4 separate regions of the Mus musculus genome follow, and all the other regions are linked to region 3. Evidence: chromatin loops called from intact Hi-C (ENCODE). Cell type or tissue: left cerebral cortex. All regions are shown on one strand.

Region 1 (4,000 bases), 83 kb after region 3:
ACGGTAAATGACCATACAGCCTGTCTGGCAGCTGTCTCCAGTGCTGCACTCCCCTTCAAAGCTTATTTAATTATGAAACATGAAATATAGGGTGTTTAGAGTACAGCTTTTAAAATTTCTATTTATTATTATTAGTACTGTGTGTGTGTGTATGACATGTGGACTTGAGTGTCCATGTGTTGAGGCCAGATGACAACTTTGTGAAGCTGGTTTCTCCTCTACCTTTAAGGTGTGTTCCAGAGATGAAACTCAGGGCCTCTTACTTGTGTGGCAAGTGCTTTTATAGGCTGAGCCATCTCATTGGCCCTAGTTTTCTTTAACACACACACACACACACACACACACACACACGCACGCACGCACGCACGCACGCACGCACGCACGCACGCACCTGATAGATCATGGTGATGCATACTTCTAATCCCAGCACTCAGGAAGCAGAGGCAGGCAGATCTCTGGGAGACGGGGAAGCTGGGACCACTTAGAAACAGGGTCAAGAAAAAAAATTGAAAAACAAATCCCCCTATTCTATTATATATATATATATATGTATACATGTTGGAGTATGATGGAAATTATGAAGCGTTGGTGCCTGGGTTCCAGCCCTGAATCCCCTGTATGAACAAAGACCCAGAAATCTGCATTTGGGGATGGTGCTGGAGACTGAATGCAGAGCCTCGGGCATGCCTGACAGGAGCTGTACCCTGCAGCTGTGCTCCGGCTCAGGCATCTGCAGTTTCACAGAAGCTTCTGATGCAGATCCCGAGGCAGAACAGAGAACAGCAGCTGTAGAACATACAGGGATCTGAAACACCCACCTTCAACCCAGACTCTCACTACATAGTTCCCATGCTGCTTTAAGGCAATAGTGACTTTGCTGCGGGCAATTTCTGGTTGATTGTGGATCAGCCTGAAGGAGCAGAGTCCAGGATCTCACTCTCAGACGTACAGTCGGAACTGGGGAGTCCAAATGTGTACACACGGTCTTCTGCAAGGAATACTGCTCTGTTGGGCTGTCTTAACTGTATTCCTTTCCCGACTCAGTTCTTGGTTGCGCTGGTTCAAAGTGTAAGTCTATGTTAGGACAGACAAAAGGCGAGAAGCGGAGAGAGATTTTGCTGGGGGTGGGTTTGTCTGAAGGGTTCTGTTTGTGGAGTACTTTTTAAAACTCCTGCATCGCTTCCAGATCACCCCTGACTTCCTTTACCGCTTAGACATTCTTAGGGAATTCTTCCTGGGCCAGCCACATCTGCTTCCAGTTCCTGGGCTGGTCAGCTGTGCCTGCAGAAGGTTGTCTGCCTCTCAGACTGCAGGCGGGAACCCAGCTCTTCGCTCCCACCGCTTTCGGGCAGGTAGAGAGAGAAAGCTCATAGCTCAGGTTTTGTTACCAAGCAACGGGGTTCCATTTGCCAATTGCCACCATTTCCTTCGCATAGTATTACAGGCCTTATTTTTAACATTTAGTTCAGAGAAATTGCCGTCATTATGCGCAGTAACTTCCTTTGGAGGTTACTCATTAACCTTAGGTATTTTACTGTGTAATTATAACTGCCAATGCCCCAGGCTTGGAAAACCTTTGAACTCCTTAAGGTATTAGGGGGACGGCAGAAAGGATATTATCTGACTTTTCTTCCTTTTCCAGTTAGGTTAATTTCGGAGGTGCCTGTGTCCCCTCCTCGTTCTCCCTCCCTCCAAGGGGAAGCCCTTCCAGTGTTTTCTTCCTCCTTTCTGGTCTCAGACTCTGAACTAAACCTGTTAGCGTCCAATTTCTTTGATACTGGGCCACAGTAAAACTGTTTCCCCTTTGTTTTATAAGGTCTGGGGGGGAAGAGGGGCGGGAGGAGACTGAGAAGTCCCAGTGGCTGGGAAGTGACTGGCAGGCACCCTTCGGCCTCCCGGGGCTCTGTGATGCCCCCCTACACAATGACTGGAATTAGATATCGCGTACAGCCTTCTTTTGACACAACGGAAGGCCTCCTCTCGGCTTTCTGCAAGCAGCTTTTCACTCCCAGGCTCCGCGGGAGCCAGGTGCATAGCCTCATAATGCGCCTATTATACAGCCAGGCTCAGTCGCCATGGCTCACACAATGACCCTTCTGATCTGGCCACAACAGCAGGGATGGGTGCCAAGGCTTCGGTCCCCACCCACAGCAGATTTAGGTATGCACTTCGGGTGTATTTGCAGCCCCTCTTTACTACCCCCGAAAGGAGAGTTGAATGCATCCCCGTGAAACTCCCCCCCCCCCCCGCCCCAACTCTGTTTCAAGACAAACAAGAGTAATTGGGGCACATCACCTGCGCGCGCAGCTCCAGGTCTTTCTGGCCTCCGCCCAGACATTCCAGGTAACTCGAGGAGGGCTGGGCGGCCACGTGACTGTGTTGGCTAGGGCGCACCTTGCTCCAGCAGGGACAGGTGAGCTCTGCACCCTGGTGGGAGCATGCATTTTGCAAACTCAGGTCTGCACCGCCCCACTGCTGCTTTGATCGGGACAAATGAAAGGCTGGACTGGCATTTCGGCTTCACGGAGCTGAACCGCAGCATTCCAGCAGGTACTGCAAGTCTCACGGAGGCCAGAGCGCCACGCTGCCCGCTCCCTCCACCCCCCAAAACGAGCATCCTTCATCTTCCGAATGGGAGGGGGCAGCGAGGGACATTTTGCTTTACTTCAAAAGGCTCGAGGACTTGCAGCTTTTTCTTCCCCACATAAAGGGCTGGTGGAGGTTTCTCTGACGGTAGGAACATGTTGTCACACGTGACCTAAACAGCTCAGCTGCTCCAGCGCCTATTAGTCAACCAGCCAACACCTAAAGAACCTGGTGTTCACTCAGCTTAGGAGAAGGCTGGCAGGCACAGGCTCTGCCAGCCCAGTGTTTATGGGTTAGCTAAGGGTTGAGGAGAGACCTGTGAAGAAGGGAAACAGATACCATCTGTGAGCGCTGCCTAGTGCCAGCACTGTGATACCCTCTCTCATTCCTTCTGACACTCTGTCAGGTAGGTCTTGGTTATGACCTCCACTCCAGGCATTTTAGAGAGGTCATTTGCCGAAGCTCTCAGTGTGGGCATCAGGCTGTGGAGGTCACAAATGTTGGAGTCACGGGGCCCTCTCCTACCCACATCAGTTTGTCCTAGTTCGCTCTCTGGAAGATAGAGACCTTGTCTGGGGTCATGGTCCAGAACATTCTTTTCCCATTTCACTGCTGAGCTGGGATGACAGATCATTCTTTAGTCAGGGTGCCCCTGCCCCCACTTCTGTTTCTTTTGCTTTGGCTGTGCTGGGGAGACACATCCCAGTGAATGTCTTCTTGGGCAGCAGGTGATCTTGTCTTGCCCTCTCTGGTTTTATTTCAGAGGTGGAGAGTAGAGACCTCACTCAAATCTGGGAAGTCTACAAAGCCAACCTTCACCAGATGATCTCCTAAATCCCTTCCTCCAATGTCAATGACAGACACCCAGTGCAGCCACTTTCCTGAAAGATAGTCATGTACAGCCCATGTCTCCCTGACACCCTAAGTAGAGCTGGTCTACTATCCAGGCATCTATAACTCAACTTGCCACATCTGGTCATTCAACTCCTGCACCATACCTCAAGAGCCTGACAGGATGTGGTTTCTCAAGTAGGCCAACGTCTTGATGCCTTTTAATAGTGTGGAGCCCGAGCCAATAGGGTTTTATGAGTATCACAGGGAGTCACATCCTTTGACCTGGTATATAATCTGACTTCTCTGGATCCTGGGCTAATTACGGCAGTTCCTCTGAGCATGGATGAATAGGAAACCTTCTGATGTTTGAAAACTAAGCCCATCCATCATATTTGTTCTCTATGTTGTGTCTTTAGCCAGCCTAGTTGGTGGGGACTGAGACCTCCTGGACATTGCAGCTTAGACTCAGTCCCTCTTGGTTGACAGTTCAGCGCTTGGAGGCTGAGGGTTTCATCTTTTTGTTCACTGAGCACCTCTGATTATGTGGTAAATTGGAGAAAGAACAGGAATCTGTGCTCAC
Region 2 (4,000 bases), 180 kb after region 3:
AAACACTCCTCTTGGCTTATGAGTCATAGTTATGACCATGAATATCATCGTAATTGCAGAAGTCTTTGTGTGGAGGTTTAATCAAGTTTATAACACACTTTTCTTGTTTTCTTATCCTCACTATCAATGTTTTAATGCTTTCCTGGGGGGTATGGAGGGACAAAGGTAGGAACAAAAGCTGAGTAGTTTACATGCTGCAGAAAGGAACATGGCTTAGGATTAGGGGGAGGGAATGAGTTAATTTCAGAGCCACTGTGCTGGTTTGTGATGTCATGTGGAGCTCTGGGGAGCCCGTCCATGCTGAAGAAACAGCTCTGGTCTGGGAGGAGCTCTGGGGAGTACTTCCATGCTGAAGTCATAGCTCTGGGCTGCAGGGGTGGTGGTGGTGGTGGTGGGGGCTGGACCTGGGAAGGCACCCATTAAGATATCACCTCAGTAGAGCCATGGTCTTCTAAACTTCCAGGTTTGATGAGAATTTTCCTAGTTGGCCAAAATATGAACAATTTCTCTCTTCACATATTATTTAAACAGTGTTTAAAAAATCTCAGGGATATGAAATTTACATAGCTATAATACATAGTTACTGGTTATAATGACCTATAAGTCAGAATAATTAAGTTATAGTCTTTAGGTCGCTTGAGTTAAGGCCAGTAACTTTTCTGAGAGTTTTCCTGGGGTTACACATACGCTTTTGCATCTTTGTTTCTCTGTGTCGTTTGAAACATACAGCCCTCAGAGACCCATTGGGATGCACATAGCCTCTACCAGGCTTCAGGAGTCCACCAGGATTGAGTGGTCAGTGTGGATCCAAAGGAAAGGTTTGAATGCTGGTACTTGTGTTTGGTCCCCGATTTCTCACTATGGGGGCAACTCAGGCTATCACCACACACTGTACTGTAAACTAAACCCTTAGTTGAAGCTAAGCCTATACAAAATAATCACTACGACGCAGCATACAGAGGTCCCACTGGCACATGGCCATTCCACTGGAGACTGTCTGTGGGATTCTGATTTGTGGTGACTCTAACGAAGTGCAAACAGTTCGCTAGCCCCAGATAATCTTTAAACATGGGCAATAGATTGTGTTATTTGCAAAGAGTTTACCTCCAAGCCTACTGTGGTGCTTACGTTCCTGCTCAAGAATGGAGGGTAGTTTTTGTTTGTTGGGTTTTGCTTTTCTTAAGTGGCAATTCCAGTGGCTTAATGGTTAAGAGCACTGGCTGTTCCTACAGAGGACTCAGCTTTAGTTCCCAGCACCTACATGGTGGCTTGCAAACATTTGTAACTCCAGTTTCAGGGTGATCTGATACCTTCTGACCTCCAAGGACACTAATCATGCATTTGGTGGACATACAGACAGCCCCCCCCAATACATGTAGACAGACAACCTCATAGACATAAAATGAATCTAAAAAAGTAGCAATTCTAAACCTATAAAATTAAACTGTGATCTTGATTATTTGTTTGAGGGCTGAGAGTCGGCATTGACAATAACCTTTCAACCATTGTACCAAGACCTTAGTTTGTCGTAATGGTAAGTTTTAGCTTTGTTTGTCTTTACTGTCAAACCCTAAGAACGTTAGTACGTGGTACCCACACTTAAATCATAATAAGAAACCTAGATTTGTTTGCAGTTTTTTAATCCGTTGTTAATAAGCTCCAAGGAACACAGCCTTGTCTAATAAACACATCAAGCTAATGGGTACCAGAGCCGTTCAGAGGAGGGATTGTTGTTTGCTGTTTAGATTCCAGTCAGAATTAATCAACAATGGATGGGGCCTGCTGCATTTATTAGCAGCTCAAATCTCTGTGATTTAATGCCAGGTCTCTTTGACTCATTCCAGTGAGTGCTGGCAGGTTTACAGCGTGGATACATACTTACATCCTCCGGCCTTAAAAAGAAAAGGAAAAATAAGGCCTACACGGAGACCACAGGATTGGCAAGCATTTCCCAAGAGCCATTTTGAATTTAGCCCTGTACAGTGAGCCTGTGAATAGGAAGCAATTGATTCAGGAACAGTGGGGCCCCTTTTTTTTTTTTTTTCTTTCTTTCTTTTTTTAATGCCGAGAAAGCCTTCAGCTGTGCAGATGGCTGGCTGGCATATCCCATCTGCTTTTGTCTTTTATTTTCCATGTTGTTCTACTTTCTTCTCACACTTTACATAGCCTTTCTTTTTTTTCCCTTAGCTCCAAGCTTCCCAATTTGGGGGAGTGGGGGACAAGGAGAGATTGCCGGGCTTAGCAAGGGGCTGGACCAGCCACAGACTCTTTCCCACAGGTTGATGGCCTGCTGCTAAATCTCTGGCAATGCCACCTGCCTGTCACAGTCAACCCCAGGATGTTCTTTGCACAAAAGTGTCAACTTTTGAATGAATCCTCTGGAAGCAAATAGAAAGATTAATCTAGAGAACCCCGACTCCACCTTGGAAGCTCAAAAAAAAAAACCCAAAAACCCCCAAAAAACCATACCTCCTTGTTGAATAGCCCCGTTTCAGGACATTTACTTATTTCAAAGTGACCTCATTTCTCAATCACAAAGAGCAGCATTCTTTACCAGAACCTTCCACAGCCTGTGGCCATCTGTCCTGCTTCTCAGACGTGACTGTGTTGCCAGAACAGATTATTTGTAGAAAGACTTTATTATCAAGAAACTCTTCAGTAAAAACTGGATGGAATCTTTGTTACTCTAAAACCATTCACCTTCCTTAAGGACAGGACTTGCCATGGCTTCCCTCATGTCGCTCCTTGGGGGTCGTGTACTGTGGGCCTGATAAAGGTTTCATGGCCTTGAACTGACTGTACCTGAGGATGACTTTGAACTCAAGCTCCTCCCTGGACTCTCAGCCTTTGGAATGCTGGGATTACAGATATGTGCTAGCATAACTACTTTATATGGTTTTGAGGTCCACCTTACAACCTTGCTCATGTTAGGCAAGTGCTCTTCCCTGAGCTGTATTTTGGCCTGGTACTTGCACACTGAATGAGTTTGAGTCAGTCTCTATTTTTGTCCCTAGAAACAAAATTTCTTTCCTCCTGTTATGCTTCATGGACTTTCCTTCTCATCTAGAAATACATTCTGAAGAACATGAAGGAAACTGGACATTTGTTCAAATATGTCCACATCACATACTTAAGATGTATCTTAAGGTTTTAGTAGTGAATCTGTGTAAAGATGAGAAACCCCAGCCTGTTTGCCACCTGTCTGTCCCTATGCACCCTATGGGGACATAGTTCCTTCCAGGAAACAGAAACTTGGTGGGGATTTTTCCTCTTCTTTCTCATAATTGGTCCAGAAACGGGGAAAAATAGGACTTCGAAATAGCTGCTGGGAGCTGTGGAGCAGCAGCGACAGGGTCCTTCCTGCCTTCATCTGCACCCAGGAGCTGGGGCTGTTCTGCAGCCCTCTGTGCATGGGTCCTGCCAGGGGAGAGTTGGTCTCCCAGGAGTGCTGACGCTGGCTTACAGGCCCACAGGGGTTGTGTGTGTGTGGGGTGGGGTGGGGGAGGGTGGAAAGCTTAAGCCAGAGACAGCAAGACCAACTAACACCAGACATAACCAAATGGCAAAAAGCAAGCCCAAGAACCTTACCAACAGAAACCAAGGCTACATGGCATTATCAGAACCCAGTTCTCCCACAACAGCAAGTCCTGGATACTCCAACACACCAGAAAAGCAAGATTTGGATTTAAAATTACATCTCATGATGCTGATAGGGGACTTTAAGAAGGACATTAATAACTCCCTTAAAGAAATATAGGAGATCACAAGTAAACAGATAGAAGCCCTTAAAGAGGAAACACAAAAATTCCTTAAAGAATTAGAGGAAAACACAATCAAAAAGGTGAAGGAATTGAACAGAACCATCCAGGATCTAAAAATGGAAGTAGAAACAATAAAGAAATCACAAAAGGAGACAACTCTGGAGATAGAAATCCTAGGAAAGAGGTCAGAAGTCATAGATGCAAACATCACCAACAGAATACAAGAGATAGAAGAGAGA
Region 3 (4,000 bases):
ACTGTATTTCTTACTTGACACTGCAAATCTCTTCACGCACAAAAAGAACAAAAGCAGATCCACTGGAGAAACCTCATTATGCTCCTACATCTGTGAAAAATAGACAAGACACAAAAGCCCCACCAACTCTACATTTGAAAATATGACTTTAACACATCCCCTTGCATGAAGGGTGAACAAACAGCTTCTTGGCTTTTAATACGTTCTATTACCTTCTAGTGCACTTTCTTACTGCTGATCTTCTTCATAGGGAGTGTCCTGGGTTCCTTGCATGTAATTCCACACATAACCGTGAATTCTAAAAACATTCAAAAGCTTGCAAATGCATTATGCCAACAACAACAAAAACTTTATAAAAACTCACTGCAATTGTTAAGACTTAAAAAAAAAATTACTTTGAACCCAAAATATCCTAACTCACATTCACAGGTGATTTAGATCATGGAGTTTTTGTTTATCAAATACCATTCCTGATAAAATTCCCTGGAAAAATATTTTCTATCAATATTTTGGGGGTCTTAGGTTATTTTTAAAACTCTATGGAATTTTTAATTCCACATACAGCCCTTTTCACTACATCCTGAGCTATAGCGTCCATATAATAAATAACCAAATTCCATAGTATGTAAAGACGCAAAAAGCATTCCCAGCTTACTAAAGTCCCCCACCCCGTGACAGACATATGGCTAAAGCTAAAACTTCCTGATGAGTTATGCTTATTTTATTTCATTTAAAATGCATTGGTGTTTTGGACAAAATTATACAAACATTACAAAGCAGGAAGAACTTGGGCCCCGTTTTCTCCCCTTCCCCTCCCCCCGTGTAATTTTAGGGATCGTATCACAAACCAAATGGAGCAATCACTAAAACCCCACAGCAGGAAATCCCACCCTTTAGTGTGTAATTATATTACATTTGCAAAAATGACTGTTCTTTCTGAAACTTTCATATTTCGCATGATCTGAACTTTGCACTTTTCCCTTTATCTGGGGGCACGGTGTCATGGTGTACACATTTTTTTTTCCGTTGTTGTTGGTGGTTTGTTATTGTTTTTTAAATGTTCTTCACAACTCTTTTTAAACTCAACTCTAAGGGTGGCTGCACCAGTCCCCTTAAATTGGAGGCTGACAGCTCACGACTGACAGGGGCCCTGGAATGCCCGCTCCTCCCCAGTTGCGCTCGCAGGACTCCTGCAGGCAATCGACTTTTGTTAGAGCGTCCTCGAGTCCACATCCACGATCGCTGAAATCCTGCTCCGGGTTTTCGTGCAGCCCGCGTGATTGACACATGATATCACCGGGGGCGGGTCCCGGCGTGGAGGTGGAGGTGGCGGCGACGCTGAAATGCTGCGGAGCCCGCGCGCGAGTGCTCAGCACGCAGGGGTTTGCGGCGGCCCCGCAGCCAGAGCTCTGCGGGCTAAGGAGCGGCTGCGAGCGGCGTGCATGTGCCGGGAGGGCCGGCCCCAGGCTCTGCACTAGGTAAGAGCCTTCCCCTCCCGCCGAGGACCTGGCAAGATCAGGTGAGAATGGTGCTTTATTTTATTTTATTTTCGAGGAGCTGGACGTTTTCGGAGCTGGCTCTAGCTCTGTGCCCGGCGCTTTGCGGTCGGCCCTGCAGCGAGTTCCGTAGCCAGGCAGCGAGTTACGCGTGTGCGAACGCGGGCTGGCACCGCCGCGCACCCGCGTGTCTGTGCGCATTGTTGGGGACCGACCCGCCGGGCGCTCGTGCCAGACCTGACTTTTCCCGTCCCTGCGTGCGGGCTTGCCTCGCGCAGACGCGTCTCTCGGACGCGCTTTGGACTGCGGGGCATTCCGTGGGGGCAAAACGTGCACGGCCGTGTGTGTCCGGGGCTCGTGGCTGTCCATCTCGGCGAGCAGGACAGCGTCCCGGGCTGGCAAGGGACTCACGTGTTTCTGTCTCTGCTCGTCTGCAGCCGGCGTGGCGACTGCGGGGACGCGGACCTGCGGGGACCCGAGAGCCCGGGACGACGCCGGGCCGCGCGCCTGACGACCGGGACGGGACGGTGCTGTGGAGCGGGCGCCGCGCGCACCCGGCGGATGTCCCCGAGCCGCCCTCGGCCGCCGCCAACCGCGGAGAAGCGCCCCTGCCCGGGGGCCGCCGAGGCCGCAGCGCGGGCCATGCGCGCCCGGCCGCCCCGCCGCGCTTGATGCGGCGCGCGCTCCGCCCGCTCGGCGCCCCCGGCCGGCGCCGCGGAGGCCGAGGTGAGTGCGGGCGGCAGGTGCGGGCCGGGGCGGGCCGGGCGGTCCTGGCGGTCCTCGCGCAGCCCGTGCCAAGCGCGCGGCACCCGATGGCGCTGGGGACCCAGCGCCCGCCTGTGCTCGGAGCGCAGTGCCGCGGGACGCGGGGAGAGGGCGCTGCCTCCTCCCGCCCGCGAGCTGTTTTCATTCATAACTTTATCCGGCCGGACCTGCCGCGGCTCGGTGCCCCTGAGGTCTCGGCGTGGGGCCCAAGCGCCCGACGGTGCTACCCACACTGCTGTCCGCGGGTGCGCACCGGCTTCGCTCTGGACAGTTGCGGGGTGCCTAGGTGCTCCGCCTGAGCGAACTTGCTTGGGAATGCCCTGTAAAATGCAAATTAAAGCCGTGCCTAGGGGTTTCATAACTCAAACAAGCCGTGCCCACGTCTTCCTTTCTTGTGGATGAGACTTGGCATATTTAAAGTCTTCGTTATGGAGTTTTAAATTTTTAAAAAATAGATATGGCACAGGAGCAAGGATGGGCAGTTTTCTAGTGTCGTTTAGGGCTTCGGCACCACAACATGCTGTTATGGCCGTGCATCTCATGTGCGGAGAAGGTAGTTATAAGCTTAGAGGGGCCTCCAAAAAGCTAACACATATGTAGTCTGGGGACATTAGTTAGCATCCATAGTAAACCGACGTATTTGTTTTGATTTTCTTTGGATGCCAGAAAAGTGCAAAGGGGTGCCTTCTTGAATTAAGGTGCATCTGTGAGTTCGGAAGGCATTTGTGTAAAAAAATATCTTAGATACCTATTGCCCAGAAACAGAATCGAAAGAGTTTGGTCTGTCTCAGGAAGAATACGTTATAAATTGGAAGCTATTTCCTTTTGACATGGAAGTTGTGTTTGTTGTCTATCAGTGTATTTATTTTACTACAAAAAGCAGGTCAATTCAGGGCTTGTGAAAATCAAGGTCTGTCGTGCTAATAAATGAAGGGAATTAAATATAATGTAAAAAGACCAGGGCTCCTCTCCCTGCTTTAAAGGGCTGACACTTGTGCATAAGTTATCCTCGTTGTGTGGGGGAGCCTTGATTAACCTTTAAGGAAAGCTAAGTCCACACCGTCCGGGTTGTGTTCTTTGTGGCAGAGCACTCTTCATTCTTTGTAGCTTCCTTTGCTCGTCTCACAGATCTGTGTGATGAGCTAGCTTCAGACCCGGACTTCTGCTGAAAATGGCCTTTTGAGATTCCGAGTGAGCTTGGAATAGCCGGTGTTTTGGAAATTGCCTTGATTAATTTTCTCATTAATCTAAAGCTCGTAACAGCATATAAATGGCCGAGAGGCCACAGCACTAAAGCCATTCTTAATCTTTAAAAAGTAGCTGACATTTTCCTTACGTGAACTGCCAGTGAACTGACAGTGAACTCTGAGAACAGTTCCAGGGCTCACACTGAATTGCTCTTTCGAAGGCATATTTCATTTTAATTATTTGTTAGGTTTGCAAACAGGAAGACACGACTTCCTCTGCTTCTTAGAAGCTGGAGAGCAACTTCTAATTTTTAAGGCATGAGGTCTTTGCTGTCTTCCTGTGATATGGTCCTCTGCAATCTTTTTTTTGGAGTTGGACTCTGGCCAGGCTTCGGCATCATTGAAATCAGCCGATGAAGGGGATCATTACCAGGTGGCTTGGGGAATTTGTTACTTGACAGCAGCCCTTCTCCCCCAAATCCGCTTTCTGTCGCTTATTTTCTCTCTCACTCTTCTTTAGGATTTCAGATGCATGGCAGATTTCCGCTGACT
Region 4 (4,000 bases), 97 kb after region 3:
CTGAGACACTGGCTGAAGAGGAAGGTCGGCTGGAAGCTTTCTCTGCCTCTCTGAGCTAGCAGGCTCTCACCCCAGCATCTGGTTCCCAAGTCTTCATTGGTAAAGTTGAAGGACTGGCCAGTTCTTTCCAGTACTATGAAAGCTAGTCAGCAGGAAGGAAGCTTTCTCATTAATACCAACTTGACTTCTCCATGTTCTGTGGCCAAAGTGTGCTATCTTCAGTCATAGAGTTTTACCAACAAGTTCTGGTGCGCATTTGGGCAACAGCCTGTATTGCTTGGGGAGGAGGGGCTGTCTCAAGGTCACCCCTAACTAATAATGTGAGGGAAGCCATCCCACCAGTTGTGGGCTCTAGAGATTGAACCCGAGGCGCTGTGCTTGCAGGACAAGGGCTTTGCTGACAGAGCTGACTCGCCAGCACTCACCCCTGTGCTTGTCCTGCATCTGCGATGAGTACCCTAGGGAAAGGTGGTCAGTGTTCTCATTTATAAAACGAGGACAGTAGGGAAATGAATTTTATAACTTTTTTTGTGAGAATTTATTGACAGAGTGTACAGGTAGCAAGCATATTTGGTGACCTGCCTGCACGTAGTAGGCTTGCAGTAAATACTTTAGGGCGAAGTGTGATTAAGTACATGTAATGGAGACTAATTTTATAAATCTAAATTTAATAATAGTAATACTACATACATACATACATACATACATACATACATACATACATTTTATTTACTGGGGAATAAGTCTAAGATTTTATGGATGGTAGTCAAGTGTATCCCTGGGCTATACCTCTAATTATATATGCATTTGCATGTAATTCTGAATGGTAGATAGACTGGGATGTAGGACTGAGGAATAGAAAAATGGAAAAGAAGTTGAAAATGAAATGACTAAATAATGTATTTATGTTATCAATGTGTTCCTGATACTGTGACACAGTTATATAAAAGACACACATGTGTGCATACATAATACATACTCAGGGGAGTCTTCAAGTATTAATAGGCTTGTCTCAGAGATGTGGGATTGCCAGGAGATTTCAGGAGATTTGTCGGTGTGATGGATTTTTTTTTTAAATAAGCACAAATTAGTTACGTAGTCTGAAAAAAAACCCAGTAAAATCTTATGAATGTCGGGGAAGAATAAAGCAACAGTCACTGTCCATGAGAAGAGGCCTTTGGAGTTGGCTGATCCACTTGGAAGACATACCAGGGCATGAAGTCTGTTTGTGCTGTGGGTGGATCCCATGCCTGCACCTCATTCTTCTGTGGCACGGGGTGAGCCAGAAGCATTGGGAATACAGGTTAACGCATCCTCAAACCCCTGAAAACATACAGAGATAAGCTATAGATGCTCGAATCTATACATGTCTCAGTCACAGTGGCTGTGAGGGCTCTGAGTCTACAAGGGTTTTATAAAATAGCTCGAATCATATAGTTTTGATAATAAGCTTTTGCTTACAGCCAGATGCAACTCTAGCACCAGTGGGATCCAGTACTCTCCTCTGGACTCGTTGGCACTTGCACTCACATCTATGAACCTTCACACAGACACAGGCATACATACATAGTTAAAATAAATCTAAAATCTACTTTTTATTGTTCTCTCAAATGTTACATCCGGACCACAGTTTTCCCTCTTTTTCTTCTCCCTGCCTCTCTCCCCTTCACCTCTCCTCTCCTCCAGATCCACCCCTCCCCCATGCCTGTCCCTCCACCCCCCCCCAAAAGAGTAGACCTCCCAGGGACCTCAACTAAACTCAGCATAACAAGCTACAATTAGACCAGGCATATACCATCACATCAAGGCTGAACGAGGTGACCCAGTAGGAGAAGAAGGATCCCACAAGTAGGGAAGAGTCAAGGACAGGCCCTACTCCCACTGTTAGGATTCCAACAAGAACACGACGCTACTCAGCCATAATTTATATTCGGAGGACCTAGGTCAGACTCCTGTCGCTTCCCTGATCTCTGTGAGTCTCGATGAATCCTGGTCATTTGATTCTGTGGACCATATTCTCCTCGTGTGTCCCTCTGGTTCCTCTGATCCTTCCTCTCCCCCCTCCGCAGGACTCCCTGAGCAGCTTCTAATGTTTGTCTGGGGGACTCTGCATCTGCTCCTATCAGCTGCTGGCTGAAGTCTCTCTGGTCCCTCTGAGGAAGATTATGCTTGGCTGCAGTCCCAGAACACTCTGCAGGCATGACAAACTGTGTGTAGGGCGAAAATTTTGTGGCTGGGTTGGTGTCCAAATGCCTCTGGCTTCAGACGTGGGACAAGGGACTGAGGTACATATTTTGGGTCTGAAACCAAACACCTTCCACTTGAGGGCTTGCCTTGTTACAGAAGATGGTCAGTTCGGGATCCTTGTCCTCCATTACTGGAGTCTTTGCTAGAGTTACTCTCATAGTAAATCTAAAATCTTAAAAACCCAATTCTCTGTTTAAATTACATCACTTCTAAGAGAGGGTTAGGGATGTAGTTCAGTGGTAGAGCACTGATTGCCAGACTCGGGATCCAGGTCTATTCCTTGCACTGCCAAAAAAACCCCCAAAAAACCCAAAAAAACCAAACAGCTTCAAAGGCTGAGATGTGTGTGTGTGTGTGTGTGTGTGTGTGTGTGTGTGTGTGTGTGTGTCAGGATAAAACATTCTTCAAGCACTGTCCCTTTTATCCTGAATTCTACTCCTCCCTTGTGCTTCGGCTCAAAGCCACTGGAAGGGCTGGTGCAGTGACCCATCCTTGGGGCTGCCTTCTCTGCCTTCTCCACATCCCACTTGCTTGTCTTCCAAGGATGCTGCTGGCAGGCACAGGGCAGCTCCAGGGCTGCCCACCCTTGTTCCCTCAACCGATGTGTCTCCTTCAGCTGGCAAGTATTCTGAGGATCTTGTGCCTTTTCTTTCCTTGTTCTTCTGCAGTTCCTGACGTGTTGCCGTGGCTATGGTTAGCATGCAGTAAATATTTGCTGAATGCCAGATAGAACTTTTCTCGAAACCAGAAGGATGTGGCAATCCTGCAATTAGAGAGTGTGTCAAGGCCCTTGAGTAGAAACCAGCTGATTTGCATGAACGCTCATCTGTCTAGATAAGAACGCCATGCATAAGCATGTGTGATTTTTCCACGCCTTAAAAACGTGTGTGCGCCCCGTGACGGGAAGCTACATTTGACATAAGTGGGGTGAGTGAGCAACGAAACCACATGAAAGACATTAAAAATTCTGAGACCCCGGAACAGGAAAATATTAATAAAGATTAATAGCCGCTAACACTTATGTGGATTTTATTATGTGCTAGATTGTCAAAATGCTTTACATAGATGAAGTCACGCCATCCTTTAAGCAACCTCATGGGGAAGCTCGCTGTGATTGGCTCAGTGCCACAGAGGGTGAAACACAATTGAACTGGCTCTTTCCACCCCTAGATGTCCCGTAGCCATTTCTTTCAGCTACTTAATTGAAATGTGAATGGTTTTGTTTTTTTTTTTTAAATCTTGTAAATTTTCCTATATGGCTTCATCTGCACAACGCCTTCACTCTCAGGTTCTATACAAATGAGACCATGTAATAGTCAAGATGGCATTTAAAAGGAATAAAGTTGGTTTAAAGAAAAATTACTGAACGTGCCCCCCCCCAGCTATTCCCCTCCAAAATAGAGCTTGACTAAGGTGAACATCCTTTGGGGAGACTAGGGTTCTTTTATTGCGTTTCTGTGAGCATGTTTCTGAAAGCTAGGATCTGTTTCCTAGAATTCCAATCTCTCTTACTGATAGCTCCATCTGGTTTTAAAGCAAAGACAGCTTTATTAGCTCACCCATTCAGGTGCTGTTGGCTGCGCGTGGTTATGATTTCATCCCTGAAGGGTGAAGATTTACTGTTAGCAAAAGATGCTCAAAAGAATGTTCTTGTCGTTTCCACAGGGAATTCCAATGGCTCCCAGAATGCCCTGAGCCTCCCGTTATCTCAGTCCTTAAGGATGAAGCCCGTCTCTCAAAGTCTGCAGCAATC

Evidence for each region. Hi-C counts contacts between places; a loop is a spot of excess contacts. Peaks named below come from ENCODE experiments on the same cell type or tissue, not always from the same donor. Only the 100,000 strongest peaks of a DNase experiment are listed, where the experiment ranks them.
Region 1: it touches region 3 in a loop (6-fold over the local background); 13 of 42 quality-filtered maps call a loop at or near these places.
Region 2: it touches region 3 in a loop (11-fold over the local background); 4 of 42 quality-filtered maps call a loop at or near these places.
Region 4: a loop joins it to region 3, with 2.5 times the contacts of the local background. A loop is called at or near these places in 13 of 42 quality-filtered maps.

Annotation. Positions count from the first base shown.
Region 1 is chr3:37,721,908-37,725,907 of GRCm38, forward strand. Gm5148 (predicted gene 5148) reads right to left here and starts at 2,453. Exons shown (of 3, transcript NM_198657.2): 1 at 2,296-2,453. It overlaps Gm36620 (a long non-coding RNA gene), which reads left to right and starts at 2,253. Exons shown (of 3, transcript XR_880784.3): 1 at 2,253-2,992. In left cerebral cortex, CTCF peaks have their summits at 2,449 and 2,651; DNase peaks (open chromatin) are centred at 894, 1,322, 2,040 and 2,547; H3K4me3 peaks cover 1,720 bases; H3K27ac peaks cover 2,066 bases.
Region 2 is chr3:37,815,072-37,819,071 of GRCm38, forward strand. No RefSeq gene overlaps it. Among named protein-coding and RNA genes, the nearest start is that of 4930556A17Rik, 11 kb to the right of the region's middle. In left cerebral cortex, no CTCF peak of the experiment used is centred here; DNase peaks (open chromatin) are centred at 1,995, 2,581 and 2,935; H3K27ac peaks cover 1,015 bases.
Region 3 is chr3:37,638,587-37,642,586 of GRCm38, forward strand. It overlaps Spry1 (sprouty RTK signaling antagonist 1), which reads left to right and starts at 1,361. Exons shown (of 3, transcript NM_011896.3): 1 at 1,361-1,519; 2 at 1,934-2,222; 3 at 3,969-4,000. In left cerebral cortex, CTCF peaks have their summits at 1,205 and 2,389; DNase peaks (open chromatin) are centred at 1,274, 1,592, 1,865, 2,427 and 2 more places; H3K4me3 peaks cover 2,544 bases; H3K27ac peaks cover 2,325 bases.
Region 4 is chr3:37,735,432-37,739,431 of GRCm38, forward strand. It overlaps Gm36620 (a long non-coding RNA gene), which reads left to right. Exons shown (of 3, transcript XR_880784.3): 2 at 3,913-4,000. Among named protein-coding and RNA genes, the nearest start is that of Gm5148, 13 kb to the left of the region's middle. In left cerebral cortex, no CTCF peak of the experiment used is centred here; DNase peaks (open chromatin) are centred at 2,168, 2,914, 3,060 and 3,872.